Regions from separate parts of the Homo sapiens genome. Here region 1 is linked to region 2. A link is a loop called in an ENCODE intact Hi-C map of the cell type or tissue named here. Cell type or tissue: CD14-positive monocyte. All regions are shown on one strand. Each heading gives the region's core, and the rest is flanking DNA. Links, peaks and the distances in the headings are about the cores only. Region 1 holds the start of LOC105374263 (a long non-coding RNA gene). Region 2 holds the start of LOC105374264 (a long non-coding RNA gene).

Region 1 (8,107 bases), core at 1,257-6,256, 94 kb after region 2:
CTCTCTGTGCTGCAGAGGATCCAAAAATTCAAGTGACATGGGCACTTCTCCCACAGAGCTCATAATATAGCAAGTAGAAACGTTCACAAAACCTCTGCAAAAGATAGACCACGACATGTTGAGAGGTGACAGCGCGCTGGCAGCCCTCACAGCCCTCGCTCACTCTCGGCGCCTCCTCTGCCTGGGCTCCCACTTTGGCGGCACTTGAGGAGCCCTTTAGCCCGCCACTGCACTGTGGGAGACCCTTTCTGGGCTGGCCAAGGCCAGAGCTGGCTCCCTCAACTTGCAGGGAGGTGTGGAGGGAGAATGTTAGAACATTTATTATAAAAAGTATTGAGGAGCAGATGAACATTAGTTCTGCATGGTGGAGCTGATTATCGGCAAAGGTTCTTAGAAAGGATAGAATTTAAGCTAGAGCACGAAAAGAGGATAGGATCTTTGAGGCAAGTCTTTCAGGCAGAGGAGGAGGGGAAAAAAGTGTATTGGGCATGCCCAGAAGAGGAAATGGCTTACCCCACAAAAGGCAGTGAATGTGAGAGCACTGGGTGTGGCTAAGCCTTTGTGTCGCTGAAGGGTGAGATTTTAGAGGTAGAATAGGTGTGAGAGAAGAGGGTTTGAGATACGGGTGGAATTCAGTATGGGATTATTAGCAGAGTTAATTGGAAAACAGCATCAAATTTTTAAGGGTTTGAAATGCCCAGTGCAATGTTTGGACTTCCCTCTGAGAGCAAAAGGGAGGCACTCATGTTTCTGAGTACAAGGATGGCTTGAATTGATGAGATTCCTGCTATCAAGTTGCTCCATCTGGTCAAGAACAAGGTAGAGAACAAACTGTAAGAGGATGTGATGAGTGAGACACTAAAAGCCTGAAAGAGGAAACCATTAAGGAGCAAGGCTTTAAGAGAAGAAAAGAGGAAACCTAACACCCTGATCATTCCTCCACCATCTTGTGCTCGTCTATTAATGCCTGTCTTCCTCTCTTGACTCTGAGCTCCTTAAGAGCCCAGCACAGTGCCTGTCATTCAACAAAACTTCAGAAAATGTGGATAAAAATAAGAAATTGTAGATAACTTCAGACATAGTAAGTATAGTGGATAGGAAACAAAGAGTGTTAAGGCTAGGAGACCTCTTAGGAATTTTTTGCAATAGCTCAAGTGAGAACTGTTAAGTCTGGAAGAAGTGCAGTGGAGTGGGCATGGAAGGGCGAGGATCAACAGAGATAGAGTAGGTATCGGGCTGGACGCAGTGGCTCATGCCTGTAATCCCAGCACTTTGGGAGGCCAAGGAAGGCGGATCACTTGATATCAGGAGTTCAAGACCAGCATGGCCAACATGGTGATACCTCGTCTCTACTCAAAATACAAAAATATTAGCTAGGTGCAGTGGTACATGCTTGTAATCCCAGCTACACAGGAGGCTGAGGCAGAAGAATCACTTGAACCCGGGAGTTAGAGGTCACAGTGAGCCGAGATGGCACCACTGCACTCCAGACTGAGCGACAGAGCAAGACTCTGTCTCAAAAAAAAAAAAAAAAAAGGAGGTATCAGGGATTGGTTGGAGGTGAGGAGGGTAAGCGAGGAGGCAGAGAGTAGAGATACTGAGTCTGGGTGCTTGGAAGCGTGATGATGCCATCAACCTATCAACTCAGAGCAGAAGGGCTCGAATGACAAGGACATTGCCCAAGCAGGAATTCAATATATATTTGCGGAGAGGATGGATGGGTTGATAGATGGATGGGTCTTCAACATAAGCACGGAATTATAGACTCATTTATTATTGGGGAGCTTACATATCATCAGCCCTATTATTCTATATATGAGTGAAGTGAGGTAAGACAAGAACTGACTGCTTTTGATCACATAGCTACCAGGTGATAAATTTAGGGCATGAAACTCCTAAGCTAGTGTTCTTTCCAGTATGTTATATAGTTATTTTCTTCAATTCTTAAAAAGAATTTCAGAGGAAATGGTATGCATGAATATCATATACCACTTGTAATTTATTTTTTTAACTAAAAGCTACATTGGGAATTTCATTTCCGTTTCTCTGATTAAAATAGGAATTCTAAAAGTCATGCATATTGATTGAAAAGTCCTCGGCTTTGGGGCCAAATTCTTCCAGTGGCTGTTACCTTCTATAATCCCATTTTCCAAGACATTTCTCTCTTGCCTACCCAGATTCACAACTTGCAGAATATGAAGCATGCCTGAAGAACTTGTACAGCAGAGAGGGTGGCATAATTTTAGCCTAGAGGTAGTTCTAAGGGCAGTTCATCATTTTGCAAAGGTGAAATTAACTTTTAGAGAAATCACGTGGAAATTTACTTTTAGATGAATCACGTGGATCTAAAACAAAAGGACTGATTTCCTTAAATCACATCAAAAACCAGTCCCTTGACTTTTTCACACTTTGTGTGTATCGAGTGCCTGCGACATGCTCCTCGGCTCTCTAGTTGTCCTAGTGGAGAGGATGATACAAAAGTTTAAGATACAGTTCTTCCTTTAAGGAGTTCTTATCCTAGGTAAGGAGATGAGATTCATATGGGAAAAAAAAATCACACAGTAATTAATGATGAAACAATTGTTTCTTTTCCTTGGTAACTTTCAGGCATTAAACAACAGATGGATTAAGTGAATCTCAACCTGGGAAGCTTATCACATCAAATTTTTGGGGGGTATTTGTGGGTGACTACAGCATCTCGGCCTATAGGTCATCAGTCTCTGATGTCAGAGAACACATCTTCTCATTTTCTTGTCCTCCAGGGACAGCATTACGGTGGACAGTGAATCAACACTGTTGCCAGGAGGCAGGCACAGAGTTTGAGTGGGGAAAGGGAAAAGGTGCAGGAAACCCAGCCTCGGAGGACCCATCAGGAATCTCCTCACCTTTGTTCTCTCTCTTCTCCAATTCGTCTTCCACACTAAACCAGTTGTTAAGAGCTTCTTAGAGTCCCAATATTGCTAGTATGTTCTGATAATGGCCATAACATTTACTGAGCATTACTTCATGGCAGGCACTGTCCTGAATACTTCATGTGCTATACATACATCTTATCGCATAGTGACGACAGATCTGGAGTGTTGGTCCCAATGTTGCCAATACCTAGGTGGTTGCTATTAGACAACTAATTCTCTCTTTGCCATTTCCTCATCTGTTGAATGATGAGGGAGTTCCAGGTCTAAGAACTATGGAAACATTCTGCTCCAAATGCCTGTTGTTCGATCCACAAATATGCCCCAAGATTATCCCACCAATTGGTTACATCAGGCTGTGCTGGCCACAGAGTGGCCCACGTGTCTGTTTTCCAAGGCCAAGTGCCTGGTCTAACTGTGTCCCTAGCTGGGCCTGGCAGAGAGGTGGTGGCCGGGCCAGCAGAATGATGTTGGTACAGGAAGAGGATTTTTCTCAGGATAAAAGGCTGACTCTAGCCTGCAGCTCATGGCCTTTAATAGCCTAATGATCACGTGAGAGTCCTTGGCTTGGTCTGGCCTGGCCAGGCCCTGAGCACTGGCAGGAGAGCCCCACCCAGGTTAATTGATCTGTTTCTATCCTCTGACAGGCCCTGGGCAGGAGTTGGCACATTTTCCTCTGTGCACAGATCTTCCCCGTGCCAGGCTTACAAAAGGAAGTTTCCGGAGCTGAGCAGGTCTGGCACATTTCAAGTTGTCCTGAGTCTTGTCCTCATGGCTCTCCACTTCTCTTTTTTCTCTCCAAACTTTTCTCTCACCCGCTCCCTAGCTGATTTTGTTCTCTTTTCTCATTTTAAATGACTGACCTTCCTCCTCCTTTCCTTCTTTCCTTCTCTTTTCTCTCCCTCCCTCCTTTCCATCTTCCCTCCCTTCCTTCTTTCCTTCCTCCCTTCCTTCCTTCCCTTTTTCTCCCTCCCTCCCTTACTCCTTCCCTGCCTTCCTCCCTCCCTCCTTCTCTTCTTCCTTTCTTTCTTCTTTCCTTCCTCCCTTCCTCCTTACCTCCTCCCTCTTCCTTCCCATGTTTATTTGTTCTGTCTTTTTCGTCTCTGTCTTCCTTATTCCAGTACCCTCACTCCAGATTCTCCCTCTTTCTCCAATCTTTCACCAATATTTCAGAAATTTCTCTTTTGCTTTCCTGCCTGCCATACTGGATAGAAGTCAGATGGCTATTTGTGTAATCTTCCCCTTCTCTCCTCCTTCAAGTGTTTGAGCAAAGAGGCCACATTTTCTTTCACTCTTTCCGAAACAGTTTCAGGTACCACCCCTGGTGTCTGACCCTTGTCACATTCCACTCGCAATAACCAAGTTGACCAGTGCCGGTGCCCAGACAACAGATCCAGGCTTGTAGCCAAAGCCAGTTGGGGGTTAGCTCTGGGAGGCCCTCATGCTGAGACTGGCAACCCAAAGTTTGCAAGTTGTCTTTTTGTTCTTTTCCTTCACCTCTTGAGCCTAGGCAGGGTCACTCTGTGTACTCAGGCTACACTTGAGTAGTCACGGATGAGTGCTATAAATTCATAGGTGTAACAACATAAGAGATCAGATATAGCCAAGACAGATCTGCCCATTATTTGACCTTTCTTGATTCTTCATAAAGAATGAAATGGAGGCCACTGCTATGTTTGCCATCACTCTGAGGGCCTCCTAGGGCACAATCAGGTTACGGACGAAGTTCTTATTTCTTCTATTCATTCATTCAATAAGCATAACTGAATAGCATTTCCAGCATTGGAAACAAGGACACAAAGGTGTTCCCGGTTCTCAAAGAGCAGACAACTTAACAGAGGAGATGGACCTTAGAAAAGCTTGAGGTAATTATTAAGGAAAATACCGATGAAGTGCCATGGAATATAGACTGGCTGTGGAAGACGGTAAAATACCCAGAGAAGAAGATATTTGAGCCAAGTCTTCAATTGTGGCAGAAACAAAAAGACCCAACCATTAGCAGGTGTGCAAGATAGCCAGAGGGACTGGTATTAATTAAAAGGAAAAAACCACAAATCATTTGGGGAAAAGGCACAAAAAATGAATTAAACCCTAACAAAAACTAAGAGCTAAGAGTCAAGGATTTAATCCACTCACTCTCCCCTTCCAATGCCACTGATAATTTTACTTAAAGTGGATGTATGCCAATCAATTCCTCAGCCCCAATTCAAGGTTAGACATCCAAAAGCCAGAAGAATGACATGCTAGAAAGATGATTTAGAACCAAAAGGTTTGAAACATGGTTCTGTCTTTAACATGCTACTTTGAGCAAAGTTCTCCCTCTTTAGTCCTCAATTATATTCCAAGTTCCCCTCAGCTTTAAATGTGATGTTTGTTTCTAGGACTGAGAGTGATTTGTTGGGTTCTGCCATGACCCTGAGAAGAAGGCCTTCTGTGTCTTCCATGTTTATTTGTCCTGTGTTCCTAAAGCCACAGTCTTTTGGGGAAGGAAGTGTGGGGCATATTTTTACACATTTTATAAATGAGGACTAGAGAAATGCGCAAGTCCTACCCTCCCCACCCCAAATCATGCTATTCACATCTTTCCAAGACAGCAGATGGAAAAAGGCAGATAAAAGACTGAAGTTATGTCTTTAAAAGGGTAGAAATCTGTATGGCATCCTAGAGCAAGAGGATGAAGAGGATGACGCAGTTTAGCCCCTAAGGAAACTGAGACCCAGAAAAAGCACATGTCTTGGCTAAGGTTACAGAACATGTCAGTGGCACAGCTGGGACTCAGAGGCTTGTTGGGCCATTGGTCAGTGCTCTTTTTATTATGCCAAACATGCTCATGTCTCCTCCTCAGCTTTTCAGGAGCTCCATGGCCAGTTCACCTCCCCATTCTGACACCTAACGCCGTGAGGCTCCGTCCTTGAAGAGATGTAACATGTTCTGGAGAAGATGTCAAGGGTCACTTCGAAGTGTGCACAGGTGAGTTAATGAGAGCTGCTGCCTTTCAATGTGGGCTACTGACGCTTTCTCCAACAGGTAGGTGTCTTGTGTGCAAAGGCCAATAGTATTTCCTGCAATCTGGAGGCAGATTCTGCTCACAATCTCGAGACACAGCAAACTCTCCCCACCCGAGAAGAGGATGGGATGAGGCACACTGAAGAGGTAGGGAGGAGGAGATGGAGAAAAGATATATTTTTGTTTGGTGGAGAACACACACTTTTCAATTTCAACCAAGACGTTTGAAATGCACACAATCACAGTTTCTTCTCCTTTCCCTCAGGAAAGAAAACTGATCCTGTAGCCACAGAAAAACAGGACTGAGACCAGGAAGGGCAAGTCGTGTGTGTCAGCATTGTGGACCTTTATATAAATAATAATTTTCCAGTGGGAACTGTGATCTCTTCTTGTCTCTTCTATTTTTAAATGCTAATTACTTCTGATTTTGTTTACGTAGGCGGAGCTAATAAGAACATTTGCTTCATAACCATTGAACCTAATGTATCTGTTTTTGGACACTGGTGATTTATTTTTGCACACATGCTCCAAATTGGTGCTAATTACTTTAAAGGATCAGAGTTTCTATTCCAAGAGGGATGACGACAGAATGTCAATTTGGAGTCTCTGAGCATAATGTCCCAATTATCAATGCATTCCAGACCAGAATGGACTTGGCACCTTCTTGAAGGGATTTGGCTTCACTTTTATCAGCCAGTCCCTGGTTGTAGCTTCATTAAAACTTGCTTTCTAGTAACTTGTGGATGTGCCTATACTTTTCTCTGTCTCAAAGACCCTTCAGTGTCATATCAGTATCCTGAATACCTACCTTTTCATTTCCAGATCAAATACTTCTCCCTCTGAGCCTTTTTTGATCTCTTTGGCCCAAGATAATTTTAATTCCTAAGATTTTCTGATTCCTTTCTTAAAGAGGTTAGCACTTTCTACATTGTATTGTAATCATTTGCTGTTACATTCTTACCTCCTTTCTAACAGATAAGCCCCTTAGTGACAATACCTTATCTGAATTATCTTTGTCCCCACTGCACACTGAAACTTCTCCTGGTGCCCTGTACATAATAAGTGCTTTACACATTGATTTAATTGCGGTTTGTTTATAATATCCTACATGCTCCAGAAAGATTTTAAGGTAGATTTAAATAAATATTTATGCAACAAAGGAATGAATACATCTATACGCACACAGAATTACTAAAGTCTATAATCAATATATGAAGTATAACTACACAGTACAAAATTTAACCATCATACCTAAAAGAAAAACAAACACGATGCTGTGGGGAATGCTTGAGAGGTAGTAACAAAGGCTTTAAATCTTAATGACCACCAAAGTAACCCACATTCCTGATATGGTATTTGCTCAACATGAATGTTTAGATGAACAGGAGATGAAAACTATCTGAAGTGAGGGGAGGGGGTGTCACTGACTACACAGAATAAATATGGAGCATATTGTGACCAAGAAGATATGGCCACAGAGGAAAAAGAGCAAAACAGGTCCATCCTAATTTGTTCATTTACCGTTCACTTATTCATCCCACAAACTTGTATGGAGAAGCCCCTATGTCAAATGCTATGCTTGCACTGTGGATGCAAAGGTAAATAAAAACATCCTAGTTTAGCTGTTTAGACCAGGGGTCAGCAAACTATGGCCAATGGGCCATCTCCGGATCACTGTTTGTTTTATAAATAAAGTTTTATTGGAATACACCATGCCAATTCATTTATATATATATCTCTTAGCCACTGTTCCTCCACAACTGCAGAATTGAATAGTTCTGAGAGAAACCTTATGTCCTGCAAAACCAAAATGTTGACTGTTCCTCATCTGTCCCTTTACATAAAATGTTGGTTGACACTGGTTTAAAAGTCATTAAAATACACTGGAGACAGTGCCATGTGGGGTAAGGACAGCGTTCTGTGGAAGACAACTCAGTCTTAGAAAGTCAAGGAAGGCCTCTTAGGGCAGAGACCATGTGTTTCTTGCTCACTGTTGTATTACAAGTGCCTGACACATAGTAGGTGCTCAGTAAATATTTGTTGAATGAATAAACAAATGATGTTACTTCTAAGATGAGAGTGAAGGGATGATTGGAGTAATCCAGGACAAACGTGGAGGGATGGATACAGCACATGCAATGATCTGAGGCAAGAGAGGTCCAGGTGTCCTGGTAAGCAGATGCTGTCAG
Region 2 (8,107 bases), core at 2,079-7,078:
ACTTCCTCTTTTCCTAATTGAATACCCTTTATTTCCTTCTCCTGCCTAATTTCCCTGGCCAGAACTTCCAACACTATGTTGAATAGGAGTGGTGAGAGAGGGCATCCCTGTCTTGTGCCAGTTTTCAAAGGGAATGCTTCCAGTTTTTGCCCATTCAGTATGATATTGGCTGTGGGTTTGTCATAGATAGCTCTTATTATTTTGAAATACATCCCATCAATACCTAATTTATTGAGAGTTTTTAGCATGAAGGTTGTTGAATTTTGTCAAAGGCCTTTTCTGCATCTATTGAGATAATCATGTGGTTTTTGTCTTTGGCTCTGTTTATATGCTGGATTACATTTATTGATTTGCATATATTGAACCAGCCTTGCATCCCAGGGATGAAGCCCACTTGATCATGGTGGATAAGTTTTTGATGTGCTACTGGATTCGTTTTGCCAGTATTTTATTGAGGATTTTTGCATCAATGTTCATCAAGGATATTGGTCTAAAATTCTCTTTTTTGGTTGTGTCTCTGCCTGGCTTTGGTATCAGAATGATGCTGCCCTCATAAAATGAGTTAGGGAGGATTCCCTCTTTTTCTATTGATTGGAATAGTTTCAGAAGGAATGGTACCAGTTCCTCCTTGTACCTCTGGTAGAATTCAGCTGTGAATCCATCTGGTCCTGGACTCTTTTTAGTTGGTAAGCTATTGATTATTGCCACAATTTCAGATCCTGTTATTGGTCTATTCAGAGATTCAACTTCTTCCTGGTTTAGTCTTGGGAGAGTGTATGTGTCAAGGAATTTATCCATTTCTTCTAGATTTTCCAGTTTATTTGCGTAGAGGTGTTTGTAGGATTCTCTGATGGTAGTTTGTATTTCTGTGGGATCGGTGGTGATATCCCCTTTATCATTTTTTATTGCGTCTATTAGATTCTTCTCTCTTTTTTTCTTTATTAGTCTTGCTAGCGGTCTATCAATTTTGTTGATCCTTTCAAAAAACCAGCTCCTGGATTCATTAATTTTTTGAAGGGTTTTTTGTGTCTCTATTTCCTTCAGTTCTGCTCTGATTTTAGTTATTTCTTGCCTTCTGCTAGCTTTTGAATGTGTTTGCTCTTGCTTTTCTAGTTCTTTTAATTGTGATGTTAGGGTGTCAATTTTGGATCTTTCCTGCTTTCTCTTGTGGGCATTTAGTGCTATAAATTTCCCTCTACACACTGCTTTGAATGTGTCCCAGAGATTCTGGTATGTTGTGTCTTTGTTCTCGTTGGTTTCAAAGAACATCTTTATTTCTGCCTTCATTTCGTTATGTACCCAGTAGTCATTCAGGAGCAGGTTGTTCAGTTTCCATGTAGTTGAGCGGTTTTGAGTGAGATTCTTAATCCTGAGTTCTAGTTTGATTGCACTGTGGTCTGAGAGATAGTTTGTTATAATTTCTGTTCTTTTACATTTGCTGAGGAGAGCTTTACTTCCAAGTATGTGGTCAATTTTGGAATAGGTGTGGTGTGGTGCTGAAAAAAATGTATATTCTGTTGATTTGGGGTGGAGAGTTCCGTAGATGTCTATTAGGTCCTCTTGGTGCAGAGCTGAGTTCAATTCCTGGTTATCCTTGTTGACTTTCTGTCTTGTTGATCTGTCTAATGTTGACAGTGGGGTGTTAAAGTCTCCCATTATTAATGTGTGGGAGTCTAAGTCTCTTTGTAGGTCACTCAGGACTTGCTTTATTAATCTGGGTGCTCCTATATTGGGTGCATATGTATTTAGGATAGTTAGCTCTTCTCGTTGAATTGATCCCTTTACCATTATGTAATGGCCTTCTTTGTCTCTTTTGATCTTTGTTGGTTTAAAGTCTGTTTTATCAGAGACTAGGATTGCAACCCCTGCCTTTTTTTGTTTTCCATTTGCTTGGTAGATCTTCCTCCATCCTTTTATTTTGAGCCTATGTGTGTCTCTGCACGTGAGATGGGTTTCCTGAATACAGCACACTGATGGGTCTTGACTCTTTATCCAATTTGCCAGTCTGTGTCTTTTAATTGGAGCATTTAGTCCATTAACATTGAAAGTTAATATTGTTATGTGTGAATTTGATCCTGTCATTATGATGTTAGCTGGTTATTTTGCTTGTTAGTTGATGCAGTTTCTTCCTAGTCTCGATGGTCTTTACATTTTGGCATGATTTTCCAGTGGCTGGTACCGGTTGTTCGTTTCCATGTTTAGCGCTTCCTTCAGGAGCTCTTTTAGGGCAGGCCTGGTGTTGACAAAATCTCTCAGCATTTGCTTGTCTGTAAAGTATTTTATTTCTCCTTCGCTTATGAAGCTTAGTTTGGCTGGATATGAAATTCTGGGTTGAAAATTCTTGTCTTTAAGAATGTTGAATATTGGCCCCCACTCTCTTCTGGCTTGTAGGGTTTCTGCCGAGAGATCCGCTGTTAGTCTGATGGGCTTCCCTTTGAGGGCAACCCGACCTTTCTCTCTGGCTGCCCTTAACATTTTTTCCTTCATTTCAACTTTGGTGAATCTGACAATTATGTGTCCTGGAGTTGCTCTTCTCGAGTAGTATCTTTGTGGCGTTCTCTATATTTCCTGAATCTGAACGTTGGCCTGCCTTGCTAGATTGGGGAAGTTCTCCTGGATAATATCCTGCAGAGTGTTTTCCAACTTGGTTCCATTCTCCCCATCACTTTCAGGTACACCAGTCAGACGTAGATTTGGTCTTATCACATAGTCCCATATCTCTTGGAGGCTTTGCTCATTTCTTTTTATTCTTTTTTCTCTAAACTTCCCTTCTCGCTTCATTTCATTCATTTCATCTTCCATCGCTGATACCCTTTCTTCCAGTTGATCGCATCGGCTCCTGAGGCTTCTGCATTCTTCATGTAGTTCTCGAGCCTTGGTTTTCAGCTCCATCAGCTCCTTTAAGCACTTCTCTGTATTGGTTATTCTAGTTAGACATTCTTCTAAATTTTTTTCAAAGTTTTCAACTTCTTTGCCTTTGGTTTGAATGTCCTCCCGTAGCTCAGAGTAATTTGATCGTCTGAAGCCTTCTTCTCTCAGCTCGTCAAAGTCATTCTCCATCCACCTTTGTTCCGTTGCTGGTGAGGAACTGCGTTCCTTTGGAGGAGGAGAGGCACTCTGCGTTTTAGAGTTTCCAGTTTTTCTGTTCTGTTTTTTCCCCATCTTTGTGGTTTTATCTACTTTTGGTCTTTGATGATGGTGATGTACAGATGGGTTTTTGGTGTGGATGTCCTTTCTGTTTGTTAGTTTTCCTTCTAACAGACAGGACCCTCAGCTGCAGGTCTGTTGGAATACCCTGCCGTGTGAGGTGTCAGTGTGCCCCTGCAGGGGGGTGCCTCCCAGTTAGGCTGCTCGGTGGTCAGGGGTCAGGGACCCACTTGAGGAGGCAGTCTGCCCGTTCTCAGATCTCCAGCTGAGTGCTGGGAGAACCACTGCTCTCTTCAAAGCTGTCAGACAGGGACATTTAAGTCTGCAGAGGTTACTGCTGTCTTTTTGTTTGTCTGTGCCCCGCCCCCAGAGGTGGAGCCTACAGAGGCAGGCAGGCCTCCTTGAGCTGTGGTGGGCTCCGCCCAGTTGGAGCTTCTGGGCTGCTTTGTTTACCTAAGCAAGCCTCAGCAATGGCGGGCGCCCCTCCCCCAGCCTCGCTGCCGCCTTGCAGTTTGATCTCAGACCGCTGTGCTAGCAATCAGCGAGACTCCATGGGGTAGGACCCTCCAAGCCAGGTGTGGGATATAATCTCATGGTGCATAAAGCGCAGTATTCGGGTGGGAGTGACCCGATTTTCCAGGTGCCGTCCGTCACCCCTTTCTTTGACTCGGAAAGGGAACTCCCTGACCCCTTGCGCTTCCCGTGTGAGGCAATGCCTCGCCCTGCTTCGGCTCGCGCACGGTGCGCGCACCCACTGACCTGCGCCCACTGTCTGGCACTCCCTAGTGAGATGAACCCGGTACCTCAGATGGAAATGCAGAAATCACCCGTCTTCTGCGTCGCTCACGCTGGGAGCTGTAGACCGGAGCTGTTCCTATTCGGCCATCTTGGCTCCTCCCCCCGAGATTGTAAGTCTTAAATGTAATATTAGTTTGAAATAACACCATTCCTTTTTTTTTTTTTCTGTTTGCCTCTTCCCTGTTTATGGATGGGATCAGATGTGACTGAAGGTCACACAGAAAGTAAGTCTGTGTACCATGCTGATTGAAGTCTTTCTGCACCATGTCCAGGTATTGCTTTTCCCGGGTCATGCCACTTTGCTCAGGTTCTAACTCGTCATCTGGCTTCATTCTGCAGAGACTCAGGCAGGAGACTTCTCTATCCCCTAAAGAAGGGAAAGAGATGCTGGGCTTTGCAGAGGATGAGGAGCATCTCCTTTCTGGCCCCTCTGCCTCCAAATTAAGAAGTTTTGTTTCGGTTTCATTTCAACAGAGAGAGAGAAGAAAGAGCTGCCTGACCCATGCTCCACTTCCAGGACAGAGACAGCTCAGACCCCTCTCCGGTAGCTCTCTGAATGCTGCCAGCAGTCCCCAGAGATAGAGAAGAGGTCAATTGCAACAGCCCTGTGAGAGCAATTGCACAATCTACTACAAGGCCACAGGGCAGGGGATGAGATGATTCTGGCCATGTGGGGCAGTGGATAAAATGCTGGCCAGGCCTCTGGTCACCACTGTGCCACCAACTCACTTTATAACCTAAGGCAAGGTATCAGACCTCTTTAAGCCTTCATTTCCCCATCTGTCAAAGTAGGAAATGTAGTATTTTGCAGAACAAAAAACTATCAGATAGTACCAGATATCCGAAAGTATTAGATAATACCTTAGTATTATCTAACCCAACCTGTTTATTTGATATGCTTGGTAACTGAGTACTGGAGATGGGGAGTGTCTTGCCTAGGGTTACATGGCTGTAAGTAGCAGGGTCACTTCTAGAAGGCAAGACCTCTCCTGCATGCTGAAGTGCTGCTTTCTATTTTAGATGCTCTCCAAGGTTCTCCCCGGCTCCAGGAGTCTGCAGTTCTAAAGACATCTCCCCCTATCAGCTCTGGCTGCCGTCTTTGGACGTAGTCTTGTGTCAGTCACCATATGTTTCTTTTGGGACTCTTGGGGACATATTATGTCCAGCTACTTCCATCATTACAGAGTTCTTCAATGTCATGGAAGGCCATCCAAATGGTCTCAGTAAAGCTTCTGGTGGGTCCTTGTGATGTTTGCACTCATCCAGGATCATTTCAGGGAAAACCTTCAGACAGATGCTGAGCAAGATCAGGGGCAGCATGGCCTTATGTTTATAGAGAGAGACATTATAGTGACCACCAGGAGACCTGTTTTCTAGTCTGACTTGGCCCTTGAATCGCCTTGTGACCTCAGACAAGCTTCCAAGACAGTGTCATATTCAAAACAAATTGTTTGAACTAGATGATCCCTAAAGTATCTTCCAGCTCTGACATTCCATAGCAGAATATTACCAAATCTCTCCATTCCTTGGGGAATTTTGTTTAGAAACTAGGAGGATAATCTTTGCTCCAGGAAATCTGGGAATGCTTGCAGGCCTGAGGATCATAAAACCAATATTAGAAAGGAAACCTAAGAATATAATGTACACTTGGGCCTACCTGAGGGTGAAGGGTAGGAGGAGGGAGAGGAGCAGAAAAAATGACTATTGAGTACTGGGCTTAGTGCCTGGGTGACAAAATAATCTGTACAACAAACCCTTGTGACACAAGTTTACCCAAATAACAAACCTGCACATGTGCCTCTGAACCTAAAATAAAAGTTTAAAAAATATATATAGTGTTCTGTACTTTAGCTCATATTTTCCAGGGTCCATAACAAATGTTCATAACATAATTACATCTTAATTTTCATATGCAGAGAGGTAGATGGGGAGATTGGAATAATGCTTGTTATGGAAATGAATTATACTGTAACAGAATATTATTGCACTTGATTATACTGGGGCGACATGATCGGATCCACAGCTTCACAGACGTAGATCCTGCCTTCAAAGCTCATGTCTTCTCAGGGAAGCTCAGGCATAGGTATAACTAACTCAAATACAAAATATGACATTTTAGACCCAATAGGAAGGATTTTAGAGGGGAGAAAAAACACCTCCTGTTGTGGGGGTATCAGGAAAGTCTTTATGGAGGAGTTTGAATGTGAGATTGGTTTTGGGAAAGAAATGACAAGGAGAGGTAAAAGGGGGCCAATCAGAGGAAATCTATGAATCAAAGCAGAGGCAGGGAAATTATGTGAGGTTTAGCCGCTAGTGAATGGGCCATTTGCCTGGCTAGGGCATAGGGCTGTGAAGAGAAGTGGTGAGAAAGAAGACTAATTATATTTATATGTCATATCTCTTTGGCTAGTACACAAGTACCTTTAGGTCAAAATCTTTGTTCAATTCTTCTTTGTTTCCCTACTAAGGATGACACATAACCATCTCTCAAAACTTTTTTAATGAATAAATCAGTTATATTGCATGGCACTTTTCCTCCCAAACCACCAAGGTACAGTATAGACACAGCCATATCTTAGACTCTGAAATCAGGTTGAATACAATACTTATCCTGTAGATGTGAAGTACCATCCCTCAGCCCTATAACTGCAGATAGGTCATCTCTCACCTGAGGAAGGGAGTTGTGTCATGTTCACCAGCCCCTAATGTTAAAATGTGACATATACATGACCTGTACAAGATGCTGAATTTAGCAACTCTGATGCAGAAAAAAGCCCATCAATTACAGTGCTTTGCGATGGCCTGTGGGGCCAGTTCTAGGGACAGCAAAACAAAGAGAATCTTAGTAATCATCACTGGGTTGCAACAAATGAAATCCCCTAAGAAAATGTGTTGATAAATATTTACTGAGATTCTGTCACTTAGCAATGTAGTAACCAGACTGCTGCCAAAAGAAAAAAAAAAGACTAGGGGGGAATCTGGACTTTCCTGTATCCAGAGTATAGTGGTGGGTAAGAAACCCATATTTCTATTGACATGAGAAAATTGTACAGAACTACTTATATCTGTGTACACATGGGTACAAGTAAAACTAAGGAAATCTGAATAAGATACATAGATTATATCTATGTGATAGCTTAGTTGTGATATTGAACCAGTAAGCAAGATGTTACCATGGAGAGAAACTGAATAAAGGGTACATGGAATCTCTCTGTATTATTTCTTACACCTGTATGTGAATCCACAATTATCTCAAAAATTTGTTTTAAGTCCCAGATGGATTCACTGGTGATTTTTCTAAAAAAGAAATTATACCAATTTTCCACAATCTCTTCTAGAAGATAAAAGGAAAGGGAATACTTCCTAACTCATTCTATGAGGCCAGCATTATCCTAATACCAAAACCAGAAAAAGACATTACATATAAAGAAGTAAACTACAGACCAATATCTCTCATGAACATTGATGAAAAAATGCTCAACAAAATATTAGCAAATTGAATCCAACAATGTATTAAAAAAGTATAAACCAAAACCAAATGGGATTTATCCCAGGTATGTAAGGCTGGTTAAACATTTAAAAATCAATTAATGGAGGCCAGGTGCGGTGGCTCATGCCTGTAATCCCAGCACTTTGGGAGGCTGAGGCAGGTGGATCACCTGAGGTTGGGAGTTTGAGACTAGCCTGAGCAACATGGAGAAACCCTGTCTCTACTGAAAATACAAAATTAGCTGGGTGTGGTGGCACATGCCTATAATCCCAGCTACTCAGGAGGCTGAGGCAGGAGAATCACTTGAACCTGGGAAGCGGAGGTTGTGGTGAGCCGATATCGCGCCATTGCACTCCAGCCTGGGCAACAAGAGCGAAACTCCGTCTAAAAAAAAAAAGGAAAAATAAAATCAATTAATGCAATTAATCACATCAAGAGGCTAAAGAAGAAAAATCGCATGATTATATGACCAGATGCAGAAAAAGCCTTTGACAAAACCCAGCACTCATCCATGATAAAAACTCTCAGCAAAATAGGAATCCGGGGAAACTTCTTCACTTGATAAAGAGCATCTACAAAAATACCTACAGTTAAAATCATACTTAACAGTGAGAAACTCAAAGCTTTCCTACTAAAAACAGGAACAAGGCAAGGATGTACCTTTTCATCACT

What was found. Peaks named below come from ENCODE experiments on the same cell type or tissue, not always from the same donor. Only the 100,000 strongest peaks of a DNase experiment are listed, where the experiment ranks them.
Region 1: it touches region 2 in a loop (1.9-fold over the local background); 1 of 110 quality-filtered maps calls a loop at or near these places.

The regions. Positions count from the first base shown.
Region 1 is chr3:187,791,142-187,799,248 of GRCh38, reverse strand. LOC105374263 (a long non-coding RNA gene) reads left to right here and starts at 3,560. Exons shown (of 3, transcript XR_924812.2): 1 at 3,560-3,646; 2 at 5,758-6,065; 3 at 6,184-6,654. In CD14-positive monocyte, for the core only: no CTCF peak of the experiment used is centred there; no DNase peak of the experiment used is centred there.
Region 2 is chr3:187,886,162-187,894,268 of GRCh38, reverse strand. It overlaps LOC105374264 (a long non-coding RNA gene), which reads left to right and starts at 3,567. Exons shown (of 3, transcript XR_924813.3): 1 at 3,567-4,055. RefSeq lists enhancers at 3,305-3,908, 3,909-4,512. In CD14-positive monocyte, for the core only: no CTCF peak of the experiment used is centred there; a DNase peak (open chromatin) is centred at 4,548; H3K4me3 peaks cover 620 bases; H3K27ac peaks cover 492 bases.